2 separate regions of the Homo sapiens genome follow, and region 1 is linked to region 2. A link is a loop called in an ENCODE intact Hi-C map of the cell type or tissue named here. Cell type or tissue: heart left ventricle. All regions are shown on one strand.

Evidence for each region. Hi-C counts contacts between places; a loop is a spot of excess contacts. Peaks named below come from ENCODE experiments on the same cell type or tissue, not always from the same donor. Only the 100,000 strongest peaks of a DNase experiment are listed, where the experiment ranks them.
Region 1: it touches region 2 in a loop (4-fold over the local background); 28 of 110 quality-filtered maps call a loop at or near these places.

The regions. Positions count from the first base shown.
Region 1 is chr3:124,558,519-124,561,018 of GRCh38, reverse strand. The region is part of intron 33 of KALRN (kalirin RhoGEF kinase); the gene reads right to left. The region is part of intron 2 of LOC105374076 (a long non-coding RNA gene); the gene reads left to right. Among named protein-coding and RNA genes, the nearest start is that of UMPS, 170 kb to the left of the region's middle. In heart left ventricle, CTCF peaks have their summits at 761 and 973 (motif pointing right); a DNase peak (open chromatin) is centred at 1,678; H3K27ac peaks cover 489 bases.
Region 2 is chr3:124,015,746-124,018,245 of GRCh38, reverse strand. No RefSeq gene overlaps it. Among named protein-coding and RNA genes, the nearest start is that of KALRN, 16 kb to the left of the region's middle. In heart left ventricle, a CTCF peak has its summit at 1,525 (motif pointing left); no DNase peak of the experiment used is centred here.

The DNA.
Region 1 (2,500 bases), 540 kb before region 2:
GGCATTGAGTATACATAAAAATCATGTGGAGAGCTAATAAAATGGAGATTCCCTAGCAGTTCCTTCTCTTGCTCCACCCCTCAATCACACATCATGATTCAGTAGGCCTGGGTTAGGGCCTGGGAATGCCTTCCACTGCCCCCAGACAGGGTCTCATTCTGAAACCCAGGCTGGAATGCAGTGGTGCAATCTTGGCTCACTGCAGTTTCTACCTCTCTGGCTCAAGTGATCCTCCCACCTCAGCCTGCTGAGTAGCTGGGACCGGTGTGTACCCAGTAGGTGGTACAGGTGTGTACCACCACACTCAGCTAATTTTTATTTTTATTTTTGTAGCGACATGGTCTCACTATGTTTTTCTTGAACTCCTGGGCTCAACTGATCCTCCCGCTTCAGTCTCCCAAAGTGCTGGGATTCAGATTCCAAAGTGCTCTGTAAGAAATACACTTCATATTTTGACCAGGGAACACTACATGTGAATAGATTTATCACTGAAACACAAGCTCCACTCTGACATTCTATTTTATGTTTTTCTCTATTGCTGTTGACATCCCACTAATTTGATTCCACCTCGCTAATGGACTCTGTAGAATGCCGGCCTAGATGACTGAAATTCTTTCTAACTGAGAGACTCTCTATCACTGAGCTTCTGCACCTCAGTAGAGCTGCTCCTCTGCGACCACGCCAGGGGCTCAGGGTTGCTTCTTGAGGCCAAGCTCACACATAGCTGGGGATGCAACTTGCAGCCCTTTCAGGGCAACATGGTTGAATCCAGGGATGAGTGTAGTCCTTTTGCAGACTGTTAGAGCAGAAGGGGCCTGAAGCTCTAGTTGCAAACAGCCCAGCATGGCACCCAGATACAAGACCCACTTCCCTCTAGGGTGGGTTACAATCAGACCCATGGGCTGGACGGGAGAGGATAAAAATCAGGCTTCTGTCTCTCTACAATTCAAGACACAGTTCCTGGCGAGAAGCCTAGATACGCCACTAGATGGCAGTGTTTGCCTCCTGTAGGCTGCCTAGTCCAGCCAAAGGAAGAAGTGGAAACAAGATCAATGGGCAATTTCTTCCATGCTCACACGTTGTAGACAACCGGGCTCAAGCTTTAGATACAGCCCAAAAGCCATTATGGTTCAAATAGATGATGAATATCCTGGTTCACTTCACCTCAATGGCTTGATCAAAAAGATATACTACACCAGGTCCCTACCCTGGCAAGAAGCGAATTCCAAAGAATGGCCAACAAGGGAGGGTGCTGGGGAAATGGTTTGAGGGGTCAGGCAGAGCTGCTCCTGCAACAGTCCCTCCCATCCTCTCCTCCAGGGATGCTGTAGGGTAAGATTCTAAGACCAAAGTTATTCCTACTCAGGGAGATGCTGGGAGCTGAGTAGGCAGCACAGAATCTCGGCATGCATTCAGGTTATGTTTTTGATTCTTCTCTGATCTTGTACCCCTGCTTCTGGAATCTTCTCTCATCTTACTCCCCTCACTGTATGCTCCCACTCCAGCAGCGAGTCCCTGTCTGGCCTTTCATGCCTAAGTCTTGGCCCCCTTCCCAGGAGCTCTCAGATATTTTCTCTGCCTAATTCCCTAGAACCCTGCCTAAGGCCTGCTAAGCCTTCTTGATGCTAATTGTCTGCCTGGCTTCCCTCCAAGTGCCTGCTGCTGAGTCACCATCCAACTCCTTGTCCTTACTTTCCCAGTCTCTCTCCTTTCTGGGTCCTGGCCATTCCCAGTGGGGCCTGTTCCCCTGCTGACCAATCCCTGGGTGGACACGGCCTCCTTCACCCTCCGCAATGCTTCCCAGAGGGGCAGAAGGAGCTCCTCCTGTCCTCACTTTCCTCCAGCTCCACAGTGATAGCTGTGCTGGCTTCTTTCCAGCATGGACCGCTACATACATAAGGGACATTTCGTAACCACTCTTTGTAACTCCATCTGCATTTTCAAAGTTCTCACGTTCACCAGAAATGATCATTTTCATTTAGGTCTATTTTTACATGATTAATATTTGGGGATTAACTGAACCTCCTTCTTGTATAAACTGTGTGAGCTAGATTGTCCCTTTGAGCTTCCTCATGTTATGGAAAAGACACAGTTATTCTGTGATGGTTTCCCAATGGCATCCAGAGAGTGAGGACAGGACCCCTGAAGAATTCTCCTGTTGTCATTTCAGAGCTTCCATTTGTGCACCTCTGTGTCTCTGCTCCATTCTCCAAGGCAGCATAGCCTCGTTTAGGGCATGGGCTCTGCAGCTCCTCACCAACTGTGTGACCAGGAGCAAGTTACTTCACCTCTTTGTCTCAATTTCTTCATCTGTCAAATGGGGATAATGACAGTATCTACTTCACAGCTTGTTGTGAAGATTAAATGAGATAGTATTAAAGCACCTAGGATAGTGCCTTAAGCAGAGAGAGCTAAATGATTGTCTAAAAAATAAGTTCTGGGCTGGGCGCAGTGGCTCGTGACTGTAATCCCAGCATTTCGGGAGGCCGAGGGCGGTGGA
Region 2 (2,500 bases):
ATTGAAGGTCTCAGAGCCTGACCTCATCACTACCTACCATTAGCACAGTGGTCAGGATAGTCAAGGGATCCCAGAATGAGCATTTACAAATGAGGAAAATGACGCCTATAGCAATATGTCAACAATGTCTGGCAAACAGCCTGGTTTATAATAGGTGCTCAATAATTTTATTGAATAAGGGAATAAAGAAAAAAATAAATGAAACAAGAGATTTTCCAGAAGGTCACACAAACAGGGACAAAAAATCCAATGTTCTAAACCCTCACACCATCTCTTAATCTAGTTATATCATCCTCTGGGTGAGCCTAGCCCACTTTAAAATGGATATTCAGATGTCGGAATGAATAGAGCAGTGTGCCTGACTTAAGTAATATCAAAATTTTAATTAGAGATGTGGAAAAGATGGAGTCGATGAAGCTCCCCTGTTATCCAGAGACCATGACCATTCCGGGTGGTTGGTTTCGTTTCTAATGCACATCTGCTCCACCTCACCAATTGCTTTGCACAATATGAGTTCACATTACAAAGTCAACAATTCTTTATCATCTGCGTGGTCAGTCACCCTTTTGTTGTCCCTCCCTTGTAATTGTTTAATCTGGCCTCCCCTGCCACATTTCTTGGCTGCCTACTCTCCCCGCTCCTGTCAGTCAGGTTGTACTCAGGGAAGGCAAATGCACAGAAAAAGTCCAGAGTCAATTAGAACTAATTAGGTGTTTCATCTGCTGCTTTGGATTATCCGTGCCCTCTATAGACACACAGCATAGGCTGGTTGAACAACCACTCCTGGATTGGGGAGCATTCTAAGATTCACACACAGCTTCCTATTGTCTATGCTAATGGAGGTAAAGGCTGGTGTGAATGTACAACAGAGACATTTAAAAACCAAGGTATAGTTCACACTCATTTTCATTGTACATTTTAGTGAGTGTTTACAACTTTATATAACTGTCCGACCATCACTACAATCAAGGCATAGCATACTTTCAACATCACAAAAAGTTTTCTTGTGCCATCTCAGCCAATCTGCCCCCACCTTAGTCCCAAGCAACCACCAGTCTGCTTTCTGTCACTGTAGATTAGATTTGTCTTTTGTAGGGTTTCACATAAATGGAACCATGGAGTACATATTCACAAGCTATTTTTACTTGACTTTGGAATGGTTTCTCCAATTTCCTTCCCAGTGATGTCTGGTTTAGGCTGATATTAAAATGTGTTCATGTTCCCTACATCCACACTGATTTGACAGGGTGGGCAGAGCTGGGACATGGAAGAAACGTGAGAGGCAAGACGTGGAGGCTGATGAGCATAATTATTGGCAATGAGAAGAATGTTGGCTCTCCCCAGTATTTGTAGAATATGACAAAGCGGTGTGCCCATGTTGTGCCCTGAACCTATTTTCAAGGTCATTCAATACAGAGTCTCCTAAATTTAACTACCTAGGAATTGTGTCTTGCTTTGAATGGACATTTGGAAACTCCAGACTCTAGCCAGCCCCTCTCAGCCACGGAGTCATTGCTCCCCCTGGTGTAAACACAGAGATTTTTTACCCTGTGTCAGGCATTCCCACCACCGCAGCCCTCCCTGGACCACAAGGAGCCAAGGGCAGGCAAGAAAGCTTCAGGCTCCCTCTGGCTGTTGTTAGGTTCCTGGGTCAAAGGCTGAGTTTGTGAACACAGAGAAACACTAAGAGATCAACCGCTTGAGAGAGGACAGGAACAGAGAGAAGGGAAACCCCAGAGACAGAACTAGCTAGACATGCAAGATAGAGAGGTGAGGGGGCAGAGGCACAGCCCAAAAAACAAAGCAAGAAGCGATAGAGGGATGGGTTTTTTCCTCCATTTATGAAACATCCTAAAAATTTACTCCTCTGCCCAAAATAGATTCAGATCCAGGATATGAGAATCCTTGAGAAGTGAATTTTAACATGGGAATGCCGATAAATCTTTTAAACAACTTATACACCTCCAGGTGCTACTGGACCTGCTTAATCTCTTTAAACCTCCAGTAACTCCAACCATGGTGTTTAAAGTCTCATAAATCTGCACTAGCTTAAAATAGGGAAATATAAATCACGTTCAGAAGCTTAGGGGTAAGGACAGGAGACGGGCATCCCAATGCCGTTTAAAACCACAGCACAGGCTTTTCATCAAATTTTTCCAAGAAAAGTTAAAATGAAAAACATTCAGGTTTCTGGGTTGTGGTTTCATAAGTTCTCAATTTGTTCTTTTTCCTTTTTTTCAGGGCGGTGGGCTGGGGTCCAAAGGAGCATTGACTAGCTAGTCAGTTGGAAAGAAAAAAATTGCAAACACCCATCTCACTTAGTCCTTTTACACAAAATAAAACCTAAAATAAAAAATAATGACAAACTACTACCAGAAGTCATTAGAAAACAGCAATGTTTCCGGTAAAGCACCAACAAAAATAATGTCTGGTTTTTGTTAAATTGTTAATTTGTGCCAAAAAATAAAAGTTATAGATACTATTCTACTAATAATAGCTA